2 separate regions of the Homo sapiens genome follow, and region 1 is linked to region 2. A link is an interaction called in ENCODE POLR2A ChIA-PET data of the cell type or tissue named here. Cell type or tissue: A673. All regions are shown on one strand. Links, peaks and the distances in the headings refer to the core of each region. The heading gives the core; the rest is flanking DNA. Region 1 overlaps AHCYL2 (adenosylhomocysteinase like 2). Region 2 overlaps AHCYL2 (adenosylhomocysteinase like 2).

Region 1 (7,343 bases), core at 1,509-6,508, 170 kb before region 2:
GGCTTAGTGGAATTTTTAGCATTTATGATCTTCCTTACAAAAAAAGAATATAACCAGTACTTGCTGAGACATATGGCCTCTGAAGAACTGTAGTCTATGGGCTGAGCCTGTATACTATTAAATGAGGCAAACAGTCATTTACCAAAGTTCCACTTCCCTACTTCCGAAAGTAAGGTCACTTTCAGACTAGCTTTGAGAGTATATGTGAAGACCAGGAGAAGTTGGAGAGGGTAGAGGTAGAAGAAGAGAATCAGGATGGGAAGGTTTTGGTGATCATGCGTGGTCTGGTGTTATCTTGAGTCACCTTGGTCTTGAGACTTTGAGGCAGACCAGCATAGGAAAAAAGTGGGAAACAAACAAACCTGAGAGTGTTAAAAAGGATCGGTAAGGGGAAGAGGCTTATTTAATTCAAGTTTCCTAGGGCCAGTCCAGACTAACTCTTAGAACCAATCTGGTCCTAATGAAATGCCTGAGACCAACAGATCAGTCTCCAAAAGGAATCCAATTTTTGGGTGGGACATAAAATGTCACGCTGCCCACACCACATTACTAATTCTTTTTGTAGCACTGGAGTTACTCAAGAAACTGACTCTGAAATACAGAATCATCAAATGGAAGAGGTTAAATCATAAAAGATATGCCAGCAGAGAAGTCCACAGATCAGACTGCAGATCTCGGTTTCATCCATGGCAATGGCCAAAGGAATGAATGTCTGACGAGGTTCAAACTAGTCAAATTAGCTTTGATAATCTGGATACAGTTTACAATTTCATCTCTGTATCCCTCAGCCAGTCAAACTGCAATGGCCTTCCTGGGAAACAAATAAATATACTCTGCTTTGTTAGGGTATCAAGCTGTGAGTCTGAAAGACCTGTCCCATTTCCAAAGCCTATCCCCCTAAGTCCCTGGAAAAGTATGCCTTTCCCTACTCAGTTTCAGACGTAGCTTTAGGCAATAGCAGGAAGTTTCAGGAAGCAGTGTTTCACAACAAGCTCTCCTTTTCTGAGATAGTGCCAATCTGGAGGGGCTTCCTTGGAAACTATCCAATCAAATGACAAGGAAGTAAAACTATGGGTCCCAGTGGAGCTGGCCCCACTTCCTGAGCAGACGTTGGCTGGATTAGAAAGACAGCAGAACAAATGTCTGACAAATACCAAAACTGTGGAGGAAATAATGGAGGCACATCCCTCTTGCAACCAGGAAGTGTTAAAATGGACATAAATATTCAAGGAGAAGAAAGGAGTCCTGGGTAAGAAAGGAGACCCCTGGTAGGCACAGCACAGCTGAGTTCTTGATGTAGCTTGGCAAAGCCATAAATAACACTCCTTCCTTATTAGCCTTTATATAAAGAAGGCAGTGATAGTGATGGTCAAGATTGGGAACCCAATCTTGTGTGAAACACTGGCCATGTTAATTCCAAACGGCCTCACCCGGGGAAGGGCCAAGCTGAGAAAAGCAGGTGCTGAAAATTTATTCCAGAAAACTCCAGGGAATAGGGAGTATGGAATCCCTGGACTAACTCGTGAGCCTGGACAAGAGGAAAAACGGCCACTGCTGAGGATTCAGTCAATGGGGAATGATGCAAATGATGCACTGGGAGCAGTAACCCCATTTCTTTCCTTCCTCAGCCCATCCTCTGTGGCTTTCATGGCCCTCAGGGCAGTAACCACACTCTGGGCCAACACTACAGGCACAGGATTCTTGATTTTAATAAATAAATAACCTAACACACAGGGTGAGCACGGCAGGCAGCTTTGATTGGAGAAGCAGCTTGCTGAATTCTTTCTTGTATAGTAGTGGAGAAAAGGCTTGGAGTTCTATTCCTTAAAAATTCTGGTTTGAGTTACAGGAACTTAATACCTGGAGGGAAAAAGAAAGATGAGACTGTGATGTTATCAGCTAATGGGGATGCTGGGACATGAAGAGCCTGCCTAAAGGTGTAACAGGGAGGCAGAGACTTTTCTGGAGTGTACAGTGACAGGAAATAACTGTGTTTCCTTTTCACATCATTGAAAAAGGCCAATATTTCTCCATAAAGAGATAAAAATCATAGCAACAAGATGAAATGGGGAAAGGAATTGAGGAAGGGGAACTTTATTTAATGAGGCAAATAGCCACTTACCCAAACTCCACCTCTCTATCTCCAAAAGGCAAATTCAGGAAGGGGAATACTATTTAAGGCCTTGAAGAGTCTTTTGAAGGTGGCAGTGAGGGGAAGTGGGTTCATTTTTCTGAGTTCATGTAAGCATATGTGGTTGGGGATGCAAAGACCAATTCCAGTGCAGGAAGCTCATCACTGCCCAGGTGTCCCTGATTTCTGGGGAGCCCAAGGCACCTGTAGTAATTAGGCTTGAAGGGCCCATTCTTGTTGAGTCCCAGATACTTGGCCTGTTCATCTGTCAGCTCTGTCAAGTGGGCATCAAAGGTAGGCAGGTGTAGGCTGGCCACATACTCATCTGGAACAGACCACAGAAGCCCTGGTATAAGCATTCATGCCTTTTATCTGATGGCTATTGTCCCCAAGCTAGGCCTTAAAAAGTTCAAAGACACCTTCTAATTCCTGGAGCTGAATGAAAAATGTTCAACCTTCGCTCACTGGTCCTCAATTCTAAGGAATAGCTGCCTTCAGCTTCAAGCCCAGTGCTTTCCAAAGCCTTAATAATTCATCCTTACTAACTCAGCTTTGAACCCTGCCTTCCAGAAAAGTGCAGGAGAGATGAAAGAAACAACAGGCATTAAGATTTAAAAGAAGGAATAGGATAATGTGGGAACTAAATAATGGGAAGCTCCAACTTGAGTTTTGCCTTGGACTCCATACTTTGGGTCATTTAAAACAACTAATGCCTGGGGAAACTTGAATGGAAAAACTAAGAAGGATACTAAATGGGATAAATGAACTGTTTGCTTTGCTTTTAGTACTCTTAATTCTTATGGGTTTCTGTTCACATTCTATTATCTGACTACATAGTACTTATTCATAATCTTATGTCATTTCCTATGTATTTGTTTGGTCTCCCAACTTCATTATACATTCTGTCAGAATATGGACTGTGCTGTTGCTTTTATATCCTTCTAAAGTGTCTACTAAAGGGAAAATGTATCAACTTTTAACAGTTGTTATATACCTAGTGCTAAGGCAAAACAAAACCAGAAGCTTATTTATTACCTGATCTTTGCCTGAGGAGTTTATAAACACACTGTATCAGTTCAGGTGCTTGAGGCAGGCTCTTTAAAAATTTAAGACAGGTTAATGTTTCTCTTATACAAAACACCCACATAACTAAATAGCTCCTATTCCACATCTCTCCTTTGGCCTGAAGCACTGGGATTGGTGTTGGAAGGTGTAGTAAGAAAGTCTTGTGTCGTCTGAGAAAAGTTTGGTAGGGGCTATTTGGCAGCCTAGAATTGGAGTAAGTCAGATGTCACAAGGTAGGAGATGATTCTTCTCTTTTAAGGGAAGATTTTTTTTTTCTCCTTTGAGATTCCCACATAAAGATACTTTAAGAAAAAAAAAATCCTTAAAATTCACAGGCAGGTAAAATAAATCACAGCATAATATCACAACTTCGCTAGGGCAACACATGTAGAAAATGGGATAAATAAATGGGAATGGCACCTAGGAATCCTAATTCCTACTTTACAAGATGAAGGTACCTTTTTTCCCCCATCCTTAAGTAAGTTAATGCCCCCAAACTTCCTTTAACCTCAGACTCTGAACTACTTTGGTAAGGATGGAGATGGAAGAGTAAATACTTACCCATCTTCTTGGGCAACAGGTAGACATCCTGCTTATAGCGACCCTCAGGAGCATTGTAAAGCTCTATCAAGGCAAGAGCCTAGAAAAGCAGAGAGATGGATGCTGATGTGCCATTCATGGCAATCTACCCAAGCAAGTGAAACCTGGTGGGTCTGAGGACCTTCTCCAGACTACTGCTATCCCACTCTGGAAGCCTTACCTGAGTAGTAGCAGTGATTGAGAGCACAAATGTAGGCACTGTGGAGCAGCTAAGGTTCAGCAGGCGGCCCTAGTGATCAAAGGTGAAGACACAAATGGATTAGGACAAAGTCGCTGGCCTTTGAGAAGTGAGGGAAGAGAAGCATGACCACCATTTTCCAAACACTTCCTGACTAACACTGCTGGAAAAAAAGCAGCTATTCAATATATAAGAACTAACTGACTGACATTTAAATGAAACCACTAAAATTCTGGAAAATCTGATGAAACTAATAGCTAAAAGATTTCTGGAATTATTTAAAAAGGAATACAGATGGTCATATGACACTGAGGCTTATGCCAAATATCAGTGTACTTCTCTTGAATTTTCCACTCTCTATAGCAAAATATCCTCCTTCTGAGGATCGGCATTTCTTTTAAAGACTGTCTTGAAATAAACAATGATCAGTCAAATCCAGGGACAATCTCTCCAGGTTGTGAGGGGAGGTATATTTGGACTTAGGAAGCTGTGATGATTGATTGATTGATTGATTGATTGATTGATTAGATGGAGTCTCCCTCTGTTGCCCAGGCTGGAGTTCCATGGCATGATCTTGACTCACTGTAACCTCTGCCCCCTGGGTTCAAGTGATTCTCCTGCCTCAGCCTCCAGAGTAACTGGGATCACAGGTGTGCGCCACCATGCCCGGCTAACTTTTGTATTTTTTTTTTTTTTTTTGTAGAGACAGGGTTTCACCATAGCTGTGATGATTTTTGTGCTTCTCCTTCAGTTTGCTTCTCCTGAATTCAAAGACAGCATTGTCAGCCTTGTATTTTGAGTTGGTGATTCAGACAGTAGAAGAACTAGAAATTGCCCCCAATGCCACCCTTTCCTATTTTGTTTCCTATGAAGCCTGACCACCTTTTTGCTCAACCATCTAGCCAAAAACACCCATGGTACTTGCTTTTGTCACCAAAATTACCAGGTGGGACCTCCTAGGGCAGCTAGAAACAAGTCATCAGTCAGCAGACTGACATCAAAGCTATTAATGCATATTTGGCAATCTGCCCATCTCCTCCTCATATATACTCCTTCCTTGTGAAGAAATAGTTCAGTCCCTTTACAAATGCCCTGAAGTATCTGAGAAGATGAGATAAAGTGAGGAAAATGTGAAGAAAACAGTAAGGACACTAAAAACTCCTAACTTATGGGCCCCTAGATAAAGACAATGTATATTTTACATTTTCATATTCAGGTTCTTTAATATAAAAAAAGAAAAAAAACCAACTGAAAATCAAAATTGAGAAAAGTATTATTATCCTCCTTGATATTTTGGTATCTTTCTCTGAAGAAGAGAAAGCTTCAAGGTAAGAATAGAAGGCATCTAATATTATAGCTGTCAGGAATCCAGGACTAGGGAAGAGGAGCTTTTAAGAAAGGAAAAGTGGTCAAACACTGACATGGAAGCCAATAAAATGAAAGTCAATAGTGTCAATGTGAGCTAGGAGCTAGGATGGGGAAATATCAATTGAGCAATTGATATCTAGGTAGGTACCTACTACTCATCTGGCTCAATTCAAGGGAATGGACCTTCAAAAACAGGGAATCTATCAGTAAAAACATACATTCCCAGAACTTGCCTAAGATAGTCCTGGTTACAGTCGGGCATATCTACTTTGTGCTTAGTGATTAAAACATCCCACAAGTGACATTATCTCTTTGTATGCATCACTCAAAGTGGCACTGGTTCTATCTGTGAATTCCTTCTATAGTAATAATTATCTAACTCAACCTGTGGATTGACGTGGAGAGACAGGATAATTGGTGAAAAGTGGGGAACCAAAATAGTTTCTTAATTGCTGAATGAAAAGATCTTTCACAATTAGAAGTAAAATCCATTGGGAAAGTAGTCAAACTTGTGCTTAACAGAGGAGTTGAAAGTATTCGAGAACATGAGGAGGAGGGGACCTGGGTATTGCAGTCTCTCCTGTTGTGGGGGAGTATTTTTGCCAGTCTCAGCCTTACCTCTGCCAGCAGTACTATCCTCTTGCCATCAGGCCATATCACATGGTCAACTTGAGATCTCACTCGCTCCCAGGTCAGTTCTGGTGTCCGCAGACTCGCCTGGAACACATACAGCAAGTACAGCATTAGCCATAGCAAGCCCCACTGTGGGAACAGAAAGATGTTGAAGGGAGCCATTTCAAATAGCAGGTTGAAAGGAGCAACCAACATGCCAGATGGAGAATACCTGTCCTGTGTTGGTTAGGACTGTTCCATTTCAGGGAATTTAATCTGAGGCCCAGCCAGGGAGGGATCACTCAGGATGTCATTCCACAACATATACTGTGTGCCCACTCTCACAGTAAAAGGTGCTATGGGAAATACAAAAGAAACCAAAGACATGGTTTCTGCCTTCAAAAAGCTTGTACTTTAGCCAGGGACACAAAACAATATATATGTGAGAGGAAAAAAATGCCCTTAAAATACTTACAAAGCAACATGCAAACAAGTGCAAATTAATACAGTGCAAACTGAATATATAAGTGCTGAAGAAACAAAGAAAAAAAGGAGGAACATAGCTGAGTGGGTTTAGTAAGAGGCCAAATGTCCTAAACATAGCATGCTGGGGCCCAAGGTTCTGCCCTCATATCCGAAGGTCCCAGGTTCCACCTTTTCAATGATGGTGGTTCACCCTAGTTACAGAAGCTTTGTGACCTAAGTGCAAATGTGAGGTAGCCTTTAAAGAAATGCTTAATGGTAGAGTAAAGCTCCCAATGGCTCACCCTCCTTCCATTTCTGTATATTGTATATTCAGAGAAAATGAGAAAAAAGGTTATGTTTTTTTAACAGCAGCAATCAAATAACAGCCACGGGGTGTAGACTTAAGACAACACCTTCTTTCTTCCAACAGGCAATGCCTAAAATAGAAAGTGAGTTCATATTCCAAAACTACCCATTGGCTCATTTGATAAAATTAAGAAGTTCTGCCAAATAGTTTTTAGACAAATAAAAAGAAACGCTTTTAGTTATACAATAATGATTTACAGGGTACATACCATATTCTAGTCATTGTAGTAAAGAGCATGAATATAGATAAGACTGTGGATTCCTTTACTGGGCTGTGAGCCACTTATGGACAAAGACAGTACTTTCTTTTCATTTTTGTATTTCAAGGTTTATTTAAGCAAACAATGGGATGCTAAAGTTTAGAAATTCATGATTCCTATCCCCAAGGAAGTACCAATCTAGTGGGAAAGACATATACAATTATATTTCAGTGCATTCAGAACTATATTAATGGTGTGGACCGTTTCTTTATTAGGTAGATGGGAAACACATACAATTTCTTGAAATGTCAAGTTTCATAAATTGGTTCAACCTTTCTGGAGGACAATTTGGCAGCAG
Region 2 (7,343 bases), core at 1,369-6,368:
TTCTGCTTCAGCCTCCCAAGTAGCTGGGATTACAGGTGCCTCCCACGAGGCCCAGCTAATTTTTGTATTTTTTTTAGTAGAGACAGGGTTTCACCATGTTGGCAGGCTGGTCTTGAACTCCCAACCTCGGCCTCCCAAAGTGCTGGGATTACAGGCGTGGACCACCGCGCCAAGCCCTCATTTTCATTTTTATTCACATCAACTTCCGTTGAGTTCATCAACCCAGGCCTATCAAATGAATTGTCTTAACCCTAAGAATTGCTAAACATGCGCGTGCGCACGCACACACGCACATACACACACACACACATTCATGTAAATAGATGACGTGTCTATGCAGTTCAAAATTTATTTTTAATTACTTTCGACCCACACTGTCCAATAGATAGTTACTAACCACATATGACTGTTGAACTCTTGAAATGTGGCTAGTCAAATTCAGATATACTGTCAACACACAATATACACCAGATTTCAAAGACTCAAGTACAAAATTAAAAAGATATCTTAATTTTTATATTGATATGTTAAAATAATAACTTTTTAATTTACTGGGTTAAGTATAAGATATTAAAATCAATTTCACTTGTTTCTTTTTACTTTTTTTTCTTTTTTTGAGACAGACTCTCGCTCTGCCACCCAGGCTGGAGTGCAATGGCGCGATCTCGGCTCACTGCAACCTCCACCTCCCAGGTTCAAGCGATTCTCCTGCCTCAGCCTCCCGAGTAGCTGGTATTATAGGCACGTGCCACCATGCCCGGCTAATTTTTGTATTTTTAGTAGAGACGGGGGTTCACCATGTTGGTAAGGCTAGTCTCGAACTCCTGACTTCATGATCCTCCCGCCTTGGCCTCCCAAAGTGCTGGGAGCCACCACGCCCGGCCCTTTTTACTTTTAATGTAGCTACTATTAGAAAATTTAATTCTTTACTTTCTAATTAATTCAGAAATCCTACCACATTTCTGATTAATTCAGTTGCTCACACTCCACAAAAAACTATTCAAATTCTCACCACTTTTTCTCAAACCTCAGAACGCTTTTCTTCTTCCCCATCACAGCCTGTGACCTACCCTCAGAGACAATAGAAAGGTAGCTATAAAGGTGCCTTCAGGTTATTTACAAAGTTCTATCTTCTCTGAAATGAAACTTGTGGATAACACTGCTTTAGCCAGGTTAAGAAAAGCCAAAGTGATCCACAGCTTAATGAGCATTGATGGTTTTACAGGAGTATGGTGCCACAAAGAAAGCCAGAGAGAAAATTGAGACCTGGCTCTAGTTCAACAAAATTGCTATTTCTTTGAAAAATATTAACAATGTACCAATCAAGTACAAAATAATTCAATGTAAAGTATCTAGGTTTTGTCTTTATAATATAATCAGAGTTTCTAGAAAAAACAGTACTAGCTAGTTTCTCTAAAATTAACATGTTGTACTAAGAAGTCACCTGCTTTATTTCAAACTATTTCAGTATCAAGTAAGATAATGGATATTACTGGTTTGAAAGGTATAAGCAGTTACACAAAGGTAAAATTATGTTGTTGTAGGATAATAATGTAATTTTGCTAATACCTTTTCTTCTTTCTGTCCATTAATGGTGCTTTGTACCTAAGGTACTCTAATTAGCCATCTTTGTCCTCCATATCAATCAAAGTATAGCTACCATTATGATTGGGACCTTTCTGATACCTTCCAAAGCTATTTCTTGATCCTTTCTTCCCCACTTCCACTATGAATCCAGTTCTAACTATCTGCAAGACATCTTCATTTAGATGTTATACTAACATCTCAAAGACAGGTAAAAAACTGAACTTGAATTCTTATTCTGTAATACTTAAACCAAGTGCTCATATTTTGATTTTGTGAAATAAACACTTGGTTAAAGTACTACAGAACAAGAATTCAAGTTCAGCTTTTTACCTTGTGTTTGATTAACTAAATCATAATAGTTAAGCAGAAAAGATATAATTATAAACTACATTTGTTTCTCTTTTCTGTAATTATTTTTACTCCTTTGAAAATGCATGAAACATGAAAACCTAAACAAGTATATTTTGAAACATTTGCATTCTAATCTCTAAATATTCAAGAAGAATATTTTTTGACCAGGTAGAGCAGCTTATGCCTGTAATCCCAGCACTTTGGAAGGCTGAGGCAGAAGAATCACTTGGGCCCAGAAGGTCGAAGCTGTAGTGAGCTGTGTCTGAACCACTGCACCCCAACCAGGGCAACAGAGTGAGATCCTGTCTCAAAAATAAAAAATAATTTCTTAATTACAACCTTATAACTCTGGGATTATATTTACAGACAGAGAAACTGAGGTGCTGTCTTAGCAAAATACAGTGTTTGCCATTTGCATTTACAGCTCTGAAGCCTTGGACAAGCACTAAGTATAGTGCTCAACGTCATTTAACAAACATTAATTGAATTTCACTTTATTTGGTCTTGCCATTAGTAAACTACAATTGCTTATCACAGTGCTACCGTAAGAATTAATTCATATTTGTAAGTGCTCTAAAAAGAGTATTCTTCGATACTCTGCTACATGCTACGTCTTGGCAAGGTCCCAATCTTCCTAAGGGTCCCTTCTTCTTCTCAAGATTGGGACAAAGCCTTCATGAGTCTGACTGTGAGTCCCAAAACACCTATCACCTTTGCCTTCTTTTTTTTTTTGAAACAGAGTCTTGCTCTGTCGGCCAGGCTGGAGTGCAGTGGTACAATCTCGGCTCACTGCAACCTCCACCTCCTGGGTTCACGCAATTCTCTGCCTCAGCCTCCCCAGTAGCTTGGATTACAGGCGCCCGCCACCACACCTGGCTAATTTTTTGTATTTTTAGTAGAGACAGGGTTTCACCATCTTGGCCAGGCTGGTCTTGAACTCCTGACCTCATGATCCGCCCACCTCAGCCTCCCAAAGCGCTGGGATTACAGGCATGAGCCACCGTGCCCGGCTACCTTTGCCTTCTTTTTAAGCCAAGAGCCCACCTGCTGAGTCTTCTAATCTTCAAGTGGGACACAGACTTGTCATGATCTCTGCTATCTATTTATCTATCAATCAATCAATCAATCAATCATCTATCTACCTACCTACCTACCTAGCTATCAATCAATCAGAGACAAGGTCTTGCTTTGTCACCCAGGCTGGAGTGCAGTGGCACGATCATAGCTCACTGCAGCCTCAAACTCCTTTGCTCAAGTGATCCTCCCACCTCAACTTCCCAAGTGGCTGGGATTACAGGCATGTGCCACCACCCCCAGACAATATTTTAATTTTTTGGAAAGGTAGGGTCTCACTATGTTGCTTAGGCTGGTCTCAAACTCCTGTGCTCAAGCAATCCTCCTGCATCACCCTCCCAAAGTGCTGGGATTACAGAGGTGAGCCATCACGTGCAGCCTCTGCTACATATATAAAGAACAATTCTGAGAAGAGAATACCAAACAGTAAAAACTACAAGTAGGTTTTAAGCCAAAGGAGTATTAGCTGGTTTAACCCGATGATCTTAAATAAAACCAGTGTTGCTTTAAAACTGTCAAGTATCATGTTGCTATATACTACTCACTGTTCCTGTTGTTAACATCTAGCCAGAGAGCCTGAAAGCCCTTGGGATCTTTCCAAAGGATTAATTATCAGTGCCATCTGACAGAGACTCTACCTAAGAGTGTTACATACAAGAACTGAAAAATTAATACTGAAGTCTCCATGTATGTCATGGCATCAGGGGTTATGTTCATTTAAGGGCAGAGGTAACCAGGTTGCTAAAGGGAGAGAGTATGTTAGAAATCAATGGTTCATGACTGGGGCTCAGCTCGATAATCAGAAACATTTATTATGAACTTATCATGTGCCAGCATTAAATTGTGCAAGATCCACTAAAAGCCAGCCAAATAATTAACAAAAAGCACATCAACAGAAGAGATAAACAGAAGAGATTAAAAACACAAATATTCTCAATGATTCTCACTCAAAAAGATTCTAGAAACCATAAAATGTATAAGCCACTATAATAACTCAGAAGGCAGTGTGACAAGAAAAAAATTAGGATTAAGCATGCAGATTAATGGACGTATTTGAACTGGAAATAATCATTTTTAGATATCCTCATTATCAAACTATATGAGTTACCATTATATCAAGCAGTTTGAGAAAAACAGATGATGCTTACTGGAGCATCACTGAGGTGCAAAGACAGAGAATAAGGCTGGGAATCAAAAACTTCAGCTGGCCAGGCACAGTGGCGCACACCTGTAATCTCACCACTTTGGGACGCCAAGGCAGCCTTTACCAAACTGTAAAGGAGGCGAGATGTGTTTCAAATTTTTTAAATGCACACATGTAAGAGAATAATAAACCTAGTAATAGCTTAATTACTAAGAAGAAACTGGAAAAAAATCCTGTTTAAACTAAATAGACAACAATTCCTACTCTAGAATGCTTCAAGAATTTAGAGAATGAAAACCCTAAAGCAAAGCCAGTTTACACTAATCACTTCTCTTCACACAAGCATCACAAAACAAACTGATTTAATCACTCTTATTTAAAAAAAAAAAAAAAAAAAAAAAAATCTTTACTATCTGCCAGCTGTTAACAATACAGTGAACAAGACACACATGGTCTAAGTCCTGTAGAGTTTACAATTTAAGGGATAAGGCACTTAAAACATCAGACACAGGCTTACCAATCAAGGTATATAAACCTCACTGTCCCCATCCAAATGGAGAAGGATGCTGCCTGTGGATCTTATGGGAATAGATGAAACAACAGGTTTGGACTGTAAAATAAACTACATCTATTTAAAAACACACAACAACATACATTTCACTTTAAGAGAAAACAGCACAGAATCTTTCCCCATAGAAGGGAAAATTATAATAAGCTTTAAAACAGCATCAGAAAACACAAAGGCTTCACCGGTTTTGGTCACAATCTAGACACCCTAGACTTTAATATGGACAAGCAGACCATGAACTGCAAATTTAGATGAGTAATTTGACTAATTCAAAAACTGAAGGACTCAAAGTAGAAACTTACAGGGTATCATAAGGGTTGCTCCATTCTACAAGGAAGAAAGGGATTTTTAATCTTATAGCTTAGCTAAGAGACATATAAATGTCAAGAGGTGATATTCACTAACACATGCCAATTTATTCAGTCCCTTAGTCAGCCAAAACTAAGACATTATAAAGGATATATTAGGAGAAATCTGCCCTACCAACTATCAGTGAACATTACACTTAATGATGAAAGACTGAATACTTTTCCTCTAAAATCGGAAACAAGGCAAACATGTCCACTGTTGCCACTTCTATTCAACATTGTACTGGAGGTTCTAGACAGTGTAATATGAAAAGAAAAGAAATTAAAGGCACATACATTGGACAAGAAGAAGTAAAATGGTCATTTGTAGATAACATGATCCTGTACAAAGAAAATCCTAAAGAATCTTCAAAAAACTAAATACACAAGTTTATTAAAATTGCAGAATACAAGATCAACACAATAATCAACTGTAATCAAGCAATTCCACTCTTAGGTATATATCCAAAAGAATTGAAAGCAGGAGCTCAAAACAGATATTTGCATACCAACTTTTTGGTTTGTTTGTTTTTGAGACAGGGTCTCACTCTGTCATCCCAGCTGGAGTGCAGTGGTGCAATAATAGCTGACTGTGGCCTCGAACTCAGCCTCCCAGGTAACTAGGACTACAATTGCACACCACCATGCCCAGCTAACTTTTTTTTTTGGAAGAGATGGATTCTTGCTAAGTTGCCCAGGCTAGTCTCAACCTCTGGCCTCAAGCAATACTCCCACACTGGCCTCCCAGAAGTTGGGAGTGGTGTGGGCCACTGCGTCCAGCCTTGTACCCCAATAACAGCATTATTCACAATAGCCAAAAGAATATAGAGACAACCCAAATATCCATAATATCCATCAACAGATGAATGGATAAACAACAGAATATTACTCGGCCTTAAAAAGAATGAAATTCTAATACAGGCTACAATATGAAGGGACCTTGAAAACATTATACCAAGTAAAATAAGCCAGACACCAAAGGAAAAAGAAAAGGTACCCAGAATAGGCAAATTCATAGAGACAGAAAATAGAATAGAGGTTTCCAAGGGCTGGGGGACCGGGGAAAAGAAGACAATGTTTAGGCCAGGCACGGTGGCTCACGCCTGTAATCCCAGCACTTTGGGAGGCCGAGGCGGGTGGATCATGAGGTCAGGAGATCGAGACCATCCTGGCTAACAAGGTGAAACCCCGTCTCTACTAAAAATACAAAAAATTAGCCGGGCGCGGTGGCGGGCGCCTGTAGTCCCAGCTACTCGGGAGGCTGAGGCAGGAGAATGGCGTGAACCCGGGAAGCGGAGCTTGCAGTGAGCCGAGATTGCGCCACTGCAGTCCGCAGTCCGGCCTGGGCGACAGAGCAAGACTCCGTCTCAAAAAAAAAAAGAAGATAATGTTTAATACATAGTTTTTGTTAGAGGCAATGAAAAAGTTTTGGGTATAGATAGTGGTAATGGTAATATTGTGAATGTACTTAATGCCAATGAATTGTACACTTTAAAATGGTTAAAATGGGCTGGGTGCAGCAGCTCATGTCTGTAATCCCAGCACTTTGGGAGGCCAGGACAGGAGGGTTGCTTGAGTCTAGGAGTTCGACACTAGCCTGGACAACATGGCAAGATCTTGTCTCTACAAAAAATATGAATATTAGCCAGGCACAGTGGTGCCTGCCTGTAGTCCCAGCTACTCCGGGGGCTGCAGTAGGAGGATCACCTGAGCCCAGGAGGTTGAGGCTGCAGTGAGCCAAGATCGCGCCACTGCACTCCAGCCTGGGTGAGGAAGTGAGACTATGTCTCCAAAAAAAAAAAAAAAAAAGTTTATTGTTAGTAAACTTTACCACAATTTTAAAAAATTGTATTTTTACAATTGTTTATGCTAGCAATAAACAATCTGAAAGTAAAATCAAGAAAACAATTTCATTTACAATAGCCTATACAGTGTAAAGTACAAAATACTGCTAAAGAGCAGCTAGAGAAAATCTAAATAAATGGAGAGAAGTTCCATGTTCATGTATCAGAAGTCTCAGTATCATTAAGATGGGAATTCTCCCGAATTGACCTACAGATTCAATGAAATCCCTATCAAAATCCTAGCAAGCTTTTTCTGTAAACATTGACAAGCTTATCCTAAAATCTATGTGGAAATTCAAAGGACTTGGATACCCAAAATAATTTTGAAAAAAAAAAAAAAATAGTATCCAGGATTTATACTACCCAATTCCAACAGTCAGCCCTCATATCCATGGGTTCTGCATCCACAGATTCAACCAACCTCAGAT

What was found. Peaks named below come from ENCODE experiments on the same cell type or tissue, not always from the same donor. Only the 100,000 strongest peaks of a DNase experiment are listed, where the experiment ranks them.
Region 1: POLR2A ChIA-PET joins it to region 2 with 25 read pairs; 1 of 35 experiments calls an interaction of 5 or more read pairs at or near these places.

Annotation. Positions count from the first base shown.
Region 1 is chr7:129,421,556-129,428,898 of GRCh38, reverse strand. It overlaps AHCYL2 (adenosylhomocysteinase like 2), which reads right to left. Exons shown (of 17, transcript NM_015328.4): 13 at 5,961-6,059; 14 at 3,957-4,025; 15 at 3,758-3,836; 16 at 2,336-2,456; 17 at 1-1,860. The coding sequence ends at 1,854. Among named protein-coding and RNA genes, the nearest start is that of STRIP2, 9.2 kb to the left of the region's middle. In A673, for the core only: no CTCF peak of the experiment used is centred there; no DNase peak of the experiment used is centred there; H3K27ac peaks cover 567 bases.
Region 2 is chr7:129,248,534-129,255,876 of GRCh38, reverse strand. The region is part of intron 1 of AHCYL2 (adenosylhomocysteinase like 2); the gene reads right to left. Among named protein-coding and RNA genes, the nearest start is that of AHCYL2, 27 kb to the right of the region's middle. In A673, for the core only: no CTCF peak of the experiment used is centred there; a DNase peak (open chromatin) is centred at 3,596.